Regions from separate parts of the Homo sapiens genome. Here region 1 is linked to region 2. Evidence: chromatin contacts called from ENCODE Hi-C or POLR2A ChIA-PET data. All regions are on one chromosome and are shown on one strand. The core of a region is the stretch at or near the end of the contact, and the rest is flanking DNA. Distances in the headings are between cores, read along the strand shown. Region 1 overlaps LOC105374511 (a long non-coding RNA gene). Region 2 overlaps LOC105374511 (a long non-coding RNA gene).

The links. A loop is a pair of places that touch in the nucleus more often than their neighbours do. ChIA-PET counts read pairs that join two places held with the same protein, here RNA polymerase II (POLR2A). Pooled maps may share reads with other maps.
Region 1: a loop to region 2 is called in a map of endothelial cell of umbilical vein, with 2.9 times the contacts of the local background. The contact joins two enhancer-like sites. A Hi-C loop is called at or near these places in 6 of 168 maps with a recorded cell type or tissue (Calu3, MCF 10A, PC-3 and 3 more) and 4 of 50 pooled maps. POLR2A ChIA-PET finds 5 or more read pairs at or near these places in 3 of 52 experiments (A673, MCF 10A and WTC11).

What each region holds. Positions count from the first base shown.
Region 1 is chr4:19,773,965-19,779,799 of GRCh38, reverse strand. All of the region lies in intron 2 of LOC105374511 (a long non-coding RNA gene), which reads right to left. Among named protein-coding and RNA genes, the nearest start is that of LINC02438, 320 kb to the right of the region's middle. RefSeq lists enhancers at 3,494-3,663, 3,000-4,199. Within about 2 kb of position 2,824, at least 3 of the 41 ENCODE cell types and tissues checked have a DNase peak (open chromatin) inside an H3K27ac peak, as active enhancers do; they include endothelial cell of umbilical vein, where a contact is called at or near this core.
Region 2 is chr4:19,737,814-19,743,402 of GRCh38, reverse strand. All of the region lies in intron 2 of LOC105374511 (a long non-coding RNA gene), which reads right to left. Among named protein-coding and RNA genes, the nearest start is that of LINC02438, 280 kb to the right of the region's middle. Within about 2 kb of position 4,007, at least 9 of the 41 ENCODE cell types and tissues checked have a DNase peak (open chromatin) inside an H3K27ac peak, as active enhancers do; they include endothelial cell of umbilical vein, where a contact is called at or near this core.

The DNA.
Region 1 (5,835 bases), core at 1,575-4,074, 38 kb before region 2:
ACTATAGAAATATAAAATATTATTAAAGACTATTATCAACAAAATGGAAAATGGAACAAAATGGAAACAAAACAAAACAAAATGGAAAATCTAGAAGAAATAAATTCATGGATACATATATCCTTCCAAGATTGAACCAAGAATAGTTAGAACACCAGAATAGACCAATGAGCCACGAGGTTGAGTCAGTAAGAACAAATCTCCCAACCAAGAAAAACCTAGGACCAAATGGCTTCATTTCTGAATTCTACCAAACCTTTAAAGAAAAACTAATACAAATTCTTCTCAAACTATTCCAAAAAACTGAATAGGAGAGAATTCTTCCAAACTCACAGTATGAGGCCAGCATCATCCTGATACCAAAACAAGACAAGGACACAACAACAACAAAACTACAGGCGAATGTCTCTGATGAACACAGATGCAAAAATCTTTAACTAGTAAATGGAATCCAATAATACATTTACAAGATTATACAACATAATCAAGTGTAATTAATTTCAGGGATGAAAGGATGGTTCAACATATGCAAATCAATAAACATGATACCTCACAACGACATAATGAAGGACAAAAAACATATGATTGTCTCAATAGATGCAGAGAAAGCATTTGATAAAATTTAACATCACTTCTTGATAAAAACTATCACATTAGATATAGCAAGTTCTCACTTAACATCATTTACTGGTTCTTAGAAACTGTGACTTTAGGTGAAATGACATATAGGGAAACCAATAGTTTTCTTAGGAATGTTATAACAATGTTGAATAAAATTACATAATTTGAGGACCTGCTGTATGTCATTTCACTTGAAGTTGCAGTTTCAAGAACCTTTCAATGATGTTAAGCACTTACTGTATAGAATGAATGTGCCTCAACACGATACAGGGCATATATGATAAACCCACTGCTAACATCATACTGAAAGGAGAAAAGTTGAATGTTTTTCCTCTAAGACCTGGAATAATGCAAGGAAGCTTGCTTTCAACACTCTTATTCAACATAGAATTGGAAGTTTTAGAACAATTAGACAAAAGAAGAAAATAAAGGGCATATGCATTGGAAAAAAGGAAGTCAAATTATCTCTGTTGCAGGCATAATGTTATGTATAGAAAAACCTAAAGACTCCAACAAAAAACTCTTAGAAATGATGGATATTTTTGTTATTACATGGGAAAAACCTAATTGGGAATAATGGCAAAGCAAATAAAGTCAGAACTGGGAAATGAAGATAAACATATTCCTAATAATATAATTTGACCACATTTATTTAGCCATACCTGCACCTTGACTATCCATGAACTCTCAAGTTATATGAGCCAATAAAACTTTCTCTTTCTTTTGTCTAATTTCAGTTGCAATAAAGGTATGATATGTAAATAATACAACTATCTTGTAACCTTGTTCTCTCAGCCCAGAGCAATGACTTATCCTCATGCTAGCCAGCTACGCATGTCATGAATTTGTGTGACACTCTGTTCTCAAATTGAAGTAATAGTTAACATCTAAAACAATGAGATCTATAGATTATTCAGTTTCTTCCTCTCTTAGAAATGCAAGCTAGGAACATGGAAGGATTTCACAGCTGATTGGAAGAAAGAAAAGAAAAAAGACAGTGGGTTTATAATTAGCTCTTATCTGGGTATTTTTGTGCCATATCACAGAGCCTGTGTGCTAACATTCCAGAGCTGCTGAGAATCTCAACGACTCTCCACTTTCAATCTCCATGAATGAGGACTGGACTTCCTTTAAAAATATATTGTTGAGTTTTTGCTCTTTTCTTTTCTTTTTTCTTTTTTTTTTTTTCAGAGTCTTGCTCTGTCGCCAGTCTGGAGTTCAGTGGCGTGATCTCGGCTCACTGCAACCTCCACCTCCCAGGTTCAAGCAATTCTCCTGTCTCAGCCTCCTGAATAGCTGGGACTACAGGTGTGCACCACCACACCCAGCTTATTTTTGTATTTTTAGTAGAGACAGGGTTTCACCATGTTGGCCAGGATGGTCTGGATCTCTTGACCTCTTGATCTGCCCGCCTCAGACTCCCAAAGTGCTGGGATTACAGGCGTGAGCCACCGCTCCCAGCCTCCTCTTTTATTTTCTTATGTGTGTTAATACAATGAAGTTCTGTTCAGTTGAACTGGTTTGTGTGGCTGTCTGATCATTTTATGAAAAAAATCATAGCTGAAAGATTTATTAATATAAAATCATGTTTATTTTATATTCTCTGAGAAAAGGTCTTTTAAAATAATATGATGTGGTGTCAAGTTTCCTTTTCTGTCTTTTTATTTCCTCCTCTAATTCTATCCAAGATCTCCTTGTATTGAAGTTGATACTTAAGTGAATATATATCTAGCTCAATACCATCTATATTTATACCGGTGCCTGTACTTATGCTGTTTTTTTCTATATACACATTGATATCTTCTTTTATATCATTAAAAAGTTGTTACCTCTGAGATCCAGTTCTGTCGCAGCAAGGGTTATGAATCCAAACTATTTGTCAATAAAACATAATCTGGCAACCAAAAAATAATTTACAATGACTCTTATGGACAATACTTTCCATATTTTTCTCAAATACCATACAGATATGTCATTCCACCTAACAATGCTTTTTTGAAAGCTCCCTTTCACTTTCATTTTCTTTCTGCACATTCCTCAGCTTTCTCTCACATCCATCTTCCAGAATATTCTCTTCAACATCTATCCTTCTCCAAACCAAAGCTTCTTCTGTTAGCCCTACCACTTTTCCTAATTAGTAAAACCTAAGGCCCAATGGGCTCATCTAGAGATAGAAGGACTTTCTCTGGAAGGCTGAACACAAGAAATGGAAGAGAAATGTGTGCTCCCAGGCAGAATTCTTTTTAACAGGAAAGGAAAATGTGAAGTCTGAGAATTCCTTGATTAATGTTTTTCTTGCCACATAAGTATCAATTTACCAGAAACTTTAGGAATATAAAGCAAAATTTAAAGTGTTTATTTTTAAATTGGGGTAATCTATATTTCTGATAACATATTTTCCACATTTTACAATAGGTATAGTTTTTTTAATATTTAAAAAATATAAAGTCATTGAACAAATTAATGAAAAGGCATAAACCTCCAAGCAAAGCAATACTGAAATCTTGAACATCCTTTGGATGTACGATGAGAAATGCAGCAACTTTCCTTTAGACTATTCCCCCTCCAGGTACACATCACTTACTGCTACTTCCCTTAGGATCCATTATTCTCCTAACCTAACCTGGATTTGCTATGTTTTGAAAATGGCACTGCATGAACTATAGCTTTTTCCTGATTCATTCTGTTCTTTGAAAAGGGTGAATGCAGAATCCACACACTCTGTTTCTCTCTGCATTAATGCTGTGCTTTGGTGTGACGCATTGAGTAGAGTCGTGGAGCATCTACCAGGTTGGTTATCCACCGCCTCAGCGGCAGGAGCCTCGTGCCCTCAGGAACTCTGTGGAGCCTTTATTTTTACTATGCCTTCATAAATTGGATAAAGTACTCTTTTGTGCCTTCTTCTTGGCGGAGAGCCTAACAAATGAAGGTTAAGCTTCACTGCTTCCAAAGAAAAGAAGAAAGATATTTCCTCAGTACTTGTGAAGGTCAGCGTGACTAGGTTCACATTAGTCACTATCAAGTAACAAGGAACTGTGAATAGATGCCCAGCTTCTGACTCACCCACCCGCTTATTCATTATGCACTTACAGACCACTTCAGCTCAGGTGCTGGGGATGGAAAGAGCAAGGCATCCTCACGTCCCAGGAGCGACTTTTAGAATAATGGGAAAGATAGGCATGAGGAGATGCAGCCCAAAATAACAATGCTTATGATGAAAATGAAAAAAGTAACACGTACTGATTTCTGTTTACCAAGTGCCGGGAACTGTTCCTAGCACTTTTCATATCTAATGTCACCTCTCAAGAACTAATGTGGCATCATTATTATTGTTATTATTTTCTTTTCTTTTTTCTTTTTTTGAGACGGAATCTCACTCTGTCGCCCAGGCTGGAGTGCAGTGGCGCGATCTCGTCTCACTGCAACCTCTGCCTCCCGGGTTCGAGTGATTCTCCTGCCTCCGCCTCCTGGGTAGCTGGGACTACAGGTGTGTGCCACCATGCCCAGCTAATTTTTTGTATTTTTAGTAGATACAGGGTTTCACCATGTTAGCCAGGATGGTCTTGATCTCCTGGCCTCATGATCTGCCTGCCTCGGCCTCCCAAAGTACTGGAATTACAGACATGAGCCACCGTGCCCAGCCTATTTTCTTCATTTGATAGAGAAAAAAATGAAATCCAAAGTGTCAATGACTCATTCAAGGTCACACAATAATAAGTAGTACAGCCAAACTTCAGACTCTACATTTCTAATTCCAGTATCAGTGATAAAAGCTCAAATAACAGCATGAGTCCAGTACTTCAGGATCCCAGAGAAGTAGGCCAACCACCTGGAAAAGGCGAAGAAGTTTTGACCAAAGATGTGAATGTTCTAGTGGGGCTTGTAAATAAACCATTTTTCACATAAAGATGTTGTAGTAGAAGTGGAATTGTGATGAGTAGGAAAAGGGATCCAAGCATTCATTTACTATCTACACCATAGACTGCATACTGCCAGCCTGTGAGATGAACCCTCTGAAAATATAGTTTGTTTGACCACCAACAACACCACAAAATGTTTTTGTTGTTTATTCTGAGGATTGCAGGACGGTTGGGAATTTGTTCCAGCCCCTCTGCTGGTCTGCTGTGTGGCTAAGTCCATGAGTTCTCTCTCTGGCCTTTATTTTCTCACCCAATTATTTACTTTAGAATCAACTTAAGATATAATGTGCATAAAATAAACTTCAGCAATTGAAAGTTAAAATTTGTTTAGAATTGACAGAGTGACTAAGAGACAGGACATTCCCATATTCTCCAGGGGGTTACTCCTGCCCTCCAACCCTGGCCCCTGGAAACCACTGAAATTCCTTTTTGTTCCTGCTTTGTATGATTCTATATACTTCTAGATGAAGTATTTCATATGTAGTTCTATAGTGATAGTTCTATAATTTTACGTAAATGGAATCATGTAGCATGCCATAATTTATGTCTAGTTTTAATCAGTCAGTATAATGTTTTTTAAGATTTATTCAGGTTGTGCCTATATCAGCCGTTAATTCCCATTTTCATGGAGGAAATTTTTCCACTACCACATTGGAGTTGCCTGTAGGTATTGTCTACTATAATAAAGCTAACATGAATATTGTGCACAAGTCTTGTGTGGACGTATGTTGTCATTTCTTTTGTATGAACATATTTCTTAATTTTTTTCCAGAAACTGTTTTGCAGTGTAGTTATATAATTTTCAACAGTGGTGTATGAGAGTTCTGTTCAGTCCACACTGTTGCCCACCCTTGGTCTTGTGGTCTTGTCAGTCTTTTACATTGTAGCCATTGTGATAGAAATATTTGGTTAAACACAATGCTTTAAGTATTTTTTTAAGCTTGTATTCCATTGCTCATGGCTTACCACTACAGTATTTTTTCCCTGTTTCCTTCCTTCCTTCCTTCCTTCCTTTCTTCCTTTTTTCCTTCCTTCCTTTACCCCTTCCTTTTTCTTTTGTTCATTTGTCCGTTCACTCTTTCTTTATTTCTTTCTTTCGTTTTTCTTTTCTATTTATTCTCAACATTACGTACTGGCTGATGCTAAAGTGCCAAACCATTCTACTACCTGCCTGGCCCTGAAGCCATTTATAGCAGGAGTTTTACACATATTATATTATTTTAACTTCCTAGAAAATATTGTATTCTCATCAGTACTCTAAAAAGTAGGTATTAGCAAGCCCCATTCACAAATG
Region 2 (5,589 bases), core at 2,758-5,257:
GCCCTCAGAGGCATTATTTTTCTGCTATTGAAATACTCTGGTCATTACTGGGAAAGCCCACAGCACTAGCTGAGGTTGTGTGTTCTATTTTATATGTTGTGCAAGATTTTGCAATTGGAGATTACGTAGCACTTTGTTGATAGGATCATTAATGGTTTTTCTTGTTGTTATTAATTGTTTTTCATCCATTTATAAATTGTGCCTCTGCAAACTGGCCCCAGGGTATAAGTGCAAAAATTGAACTTTGATTATAATAAGTAAAGTATTATTAACAAAAGCAATTACAGTTAATAGCTTCAACTAAGGAAAACAAAATGATAGCCTTTAGAGCTTTCCCACTGGGTAAACCAGATTAAATCACTTGCAGAAAAGAAAAATCTTTATTCTTGATCCTATCAAATGCTATAACTAGATGTTGCCTTTGGATATTTCTATCCCCTTCATTCAGAAGCAGAAATTAAGGCTTGAGCTACACAAAGTTATTGCTAATTTTTTGCTGAGATGAGGCTAGGTCATGAAATTCAAGATTTTAATATATGCATTATTTGTCTGATGTTACAGATGAGAGAACTGAGTTTCAGAGAGTTTGTCTAACTTCACCCCAGTTTCATAACTTAAAAGTAGCCCAGCGGTAATTCTCCCCAAATCATTTTTCCTTCATTCAGGATTTTTTGTTAATGTTTTCCCTGAAGTCTGTGATCTGAGCTAGTAGTATTATGTGATATTGAAATGATTTCTAAGAGAATCAAAATAAAGATTCAAGTTTAGTAGATTTTCTATTTATTATAATTTCTTATCAAAAAGTGTTTACCTTTATCATGTTTACTAGCATGGTCATTGAAGGCAGAGAGTGATGACGCAGCTCAAATACTCTCTAGGAAAGAGAGGCTCAGAGAATTTAAGGGATTTACGTCTGATCACATCACTTTTAATAGGAGACATGCTATTTAAAGTCAGAGCTCTGTCTCCAAAATCCACACTCTTTCCAAGAGACCTCAAGGTCACTTTACACAGGGCCCCCTTTTCGCATAGCAAGTTAATCACACTGAAGGAATAGAACAGCTTAGAGTACTAGCCATGAACTCTGTTCTCAGCTCGCTTCTGACTTTCACGTACTCTGCATTTCTCCAGGCCTGACCAGTCTTTGGCTATTTATGAGATATTAATTTCAGTACTGAACCCATATATTGCTGACTTTGGCCCTTGCTTGCTCACATAGTTCCCAGCAAAGTCTTCTCACTTGTGTTTGAGAGTCCAGTTCATGAGCTTGTGAACGTGTCTGTCATCAGGCGCACCTCCCAGAGTTTCTGTACTTAGTTCCCTTCCTTGCTGCAGCTCCCTTGTGAACACTCACTGCAGTGTGGATGTGAAGGCCCAGCACACTGTTACAGACGTGCTCTCGGCTGATGTTCCTTGTGGCTTCCCATATGCCACGGGACCACCCTCCCTCCTTCCAGGTTCTATTCTACAGGGAGAATACCCATGAGGGGCCAAACAGGAAACACATCATGAACTTGTTAATACTTTGATTGAAACATGCAGTTTTCACGCAAGGCTGAAGCGGTGGTCCCATCCATCATTCTGTTATTTAAAATACTGGATCCCCCAATGAAAGACTGATGTTATTATGCATTGAACTTTAAGTGGAGAAGTTTGAACAGAGAGAGCAGACCAGCAGGAAGCCATGGTCAGTCTGCTTAACACATGGAAAATGACTTCAAAATGACCACATTTTTCACTAAGAATGTGCAGTTCAAGACACACACACACACACACACACACACACACACACACGGAAAAACAAAGAATACACAGGAAGGTGTGGCCCACTGCGTTTGTGGTATAGAAATTGTACATAGTGGTAAACACAAACCAAGTGATGCCAGGCTCTCACCATTCCTATCCAGCAGATAACAGCCTTTTAATAAGGAAGACTTGCAAGAAAGGGGGTGATGAAGAAACAGAGACACTCTTGAAATATCCCTTCCTACAGAGGGTACAATTGCTGCTGAAAGGTTCTTCTTCAGGGAAACACGAGGACGTTGCCAGTGCCTCCAATGCACACATTGCCAATGTCCTGCAGGTCTTAAATGGCAGATGTAAAACTCTAATTTTCAACTAAATGGGGAGAATAGTCTTCTGTCCATTTGAGTGGTTATCACCCCTGCCCTGAAGCAGCATATATTTGTATTAAGTATCTTAAAGTGTCCTCTGTAAAAGGACTATTGGAGCCTCCTCTCCTTATGGCTTGGATCTAGTCCTCATGGCCAGGCAGAGGCCTGACGTAGTCATCAAGGTTTCCTTGCCTCCCCCAAGGGAGAGAATCATTGGTCTTCTCCTTCAATCCAAACGACTATGGACTACCTGCAAATCAGCTCATTCAAACAAAACCCTCCCAGTACTTCCCTTTGCCTGAAACCTGTGGTTATCAGAGCCTAACATCAGACAGAGATGAGCTTGTAGCCAGCGCTGGGATACTCTCTGTCTTCTCCAGGCTAGCAGTGTGTTCTGAATTCAGTCTTTCTCTGAATCTGGGAGTCTCTCCCTACTCTTCTTAGATCATCACTATTTTCCATTTCTCTTTGCTCCCTCCTTAATTCTGTTATGTCATTTACCATGCCCTCTGCCTTACTTGGGAAAAATGCATGCACAAACCCAAAATTGGAACAGTTTTCAAATCAGAAAATGCTATTTCTAGGGTGATTTGTCATCTTTAATTATTTACTTCAAAACCTATATAATACTCCTTCTACTCTTGCTTGCTTTGCTGGTTTACTGATTATTTATTATCCAGTACCTGCTATCTGCAGTCTCTGCAAAAGATGTTCAACATACACATAATGTAGCTCAGACCCTGCCCTCAAGACACTCACACTTAACTACAGACAATAGTCAACAAATATTTGAAATCAAGTATGATGGAATATATGACTGGGATATAAACCAAAGAACTAGTTAGTCAGCATATACTGAGTTCAAATTCCAGCTCTATTTTGTACATGTGATGCAATTTTTGGAAAATTATTTATACTCTCTGTGCCTCAGTCTCCTTACCTGTAAAATGGAGATACTGTTAGTACCTCCTCCATAGGGTTGTTGCTAGGATTAAGTGAGTTAATATATTAAAAGGGTCTTGTAATTTTGACTGGTCCAAAGTAAATGCAAAAAAAGCTTTGCTTTTATTAAATGGTGAAAAAAGTGGAGTGCGCGATAAAGTGAAATGGAGTAGGTGCTGCCCATGGATGTCTTTCCATAAAGAGGGACTATTCGAGTTGTGCTTTGAGAGAAGAGAAGATTTTGCCAAGTGGGTGAGGTGTGGAAGGCATGCCATTCAGAGGTGAGCATGTGCCAAAGGAGAAAATGTGAAAAGGCTCCTTTGAGCACCCTGCATAGAGGGATATGGCTGAAGTGTAGGGGAGATGGAAGGAAATTTTGGAAGGAAAGAAGTACGGAAAAGAGGCTGGGGCCAGATCTTAGAGGATTCACAGATGTCCTGGAAAGATGCTGGTATCTCACTCTATAGAAAACAGAATTTGAAGAGTGTTAAGCAGATTTGCTTTGTCAAACCATGACAGTGGTCTCAGGTAATGGTTTTTCCCTTTAAAAATAATGGGAGGGTAAAGAAGGTCACATATACATTTTCTTTCAAGGATTTTTTTTTCCCTTGAGGTGTGTCCATTTTCTTGTTTGAGGATTGACTCATGAAAGCCAGAAAATATCTGCCAATCATCTTGGGTTACATAAATGAACTGATTTTCTGGATATACTCATGTTTCAGATTGTTTTTCCTCTTCTCTCTCCAAAAATTCTGAGGGTTTCTCATCGAACTCTTTGCCTTGGTCATGTTTATTCTTCTACTTCCTTCTTGGCAAACATCCAAACCTCAGGGTAACCAGGAAGAGGCTAACAAGGTTTAGACATTATCCCTTCTGAAAAGCGACTCACAGATGAAAAGTATTTTTTCCTCCATTGGAATTATTATTCGACTAACATCGGATCCAGGATTTGTACTATTGAAAGTTACTAGAACTCTGTGGAAAACTGAGTGTGTGTAAGCCCTCTTTACCTTGCACAAAGTGGCGGTGTACTTGTGCCTGCAATGAGAACTTTCTCCCTCCCCAGTTCTCTGTTACTTGATCTTGTTATGTTTTTTCTTACCGTACAGAGACTGAGCACAAATTTGTGGGGCATGACTCATCATACACAATGCATCTCTCTGCTGTAATGCACCAGTGCTTCCACAACAACCAGGTTTTAGCGATATCAAATGCCATTACACAGTCAATGAAGTGTCAGAGAAACACAGTGGGATGACATTGTTCACAGGCAGATGGATCCCTGTTTTAGATAGCAGCCTCAGTCCTCAGGCCCAGGTGAGAGTGTCTGTGCCCTCCTTCATGCACACACGTGTTTGGCAGCAGAATTGTGGATGTCACATTCTTAATACATTTTCTTCTCTTTTTCCGCTGGCATTGAGTTCATATCTTTAAGGATTCATAGTTTTTTTTTTCTATTTTGAACTAGACTCATTTAATTTCTGTGAAACTTATCTCCTCCCACCTAACTCTGCTAAAAACAAAAGTTAACACAATAATTTATTTGTTTTTGTTAGATGTTTAAGGGTATGCACAAATCAGGGAGAAAAATTTTAGTGTCACTAGATATTGTATTTATAATGATGGCATGATCTTCCAAAAAGGGCCACGTCTTATTTTTCTACTAAGGAAAATATAGAACTGAATACATAGATACTCAATAGAGGTTTGATGAATGAGGAAATTAATTATTTCCCTGACTTTCTGGTTTATAAGGCAATCTACAGGTTAGTTGGCTAAACAGTCTATCCACCTCTAGGTCTGTAATACTCTTATCAAAGGGTCATCTAGCCTAGCTTGCATACTCTTAGAAACTTTGGCTCATTAACTCCCAGACACTAACCAGGATTTGGATAAATATGGTCATTATATAGTTCTTGCTTATATTAAAGTTCGAATGTCTCTGTTTTTTAATTATCAATCCAGACTATGTCTGTACTTTAGATAAATGATTAGCCTAAAAATCCAAGAGAGTTCTAAAATCCAGTTTTCTATCAGTGAAACAACCAAAGTGATCCACACTGTAGCAATGCAATATCAGTATTTCATTTAGTGAGCACTTATTCTCATACCTTTTCATTTGTGATTACCTATTATCTGTTAACAATTTGGAATTTATCTCTTCAGAATGTGAAATGTCTTTCTCCTGTTCTCAAATTTTTCTTCTGGATATTGCATAAATGTATTATAATGTCTTAGCTTTCTTTTCAGAATAGCAGTTTTATGTTTTCTACATAAGGAATGTGATTCATATTTTTCAGCATCTAACATCTCTATGAGAGCATGATGGTACATACATTTTTCTGGATTTTTATTGATTTTAATTGGACTGGCAAGCAAAGAGAAGCAGCAGAATCTAGGTGTTAAAGCCTGGTTCCATCTCTCTAAGTTAGAAGCCTGGTTCTGCCTCTATCTGTGAGAACTTAAGTAATTCCTTTTACTTCTTTATGCCTGCATTCTCTAATTTATGAAATCATTGATCTAAATAATGAAG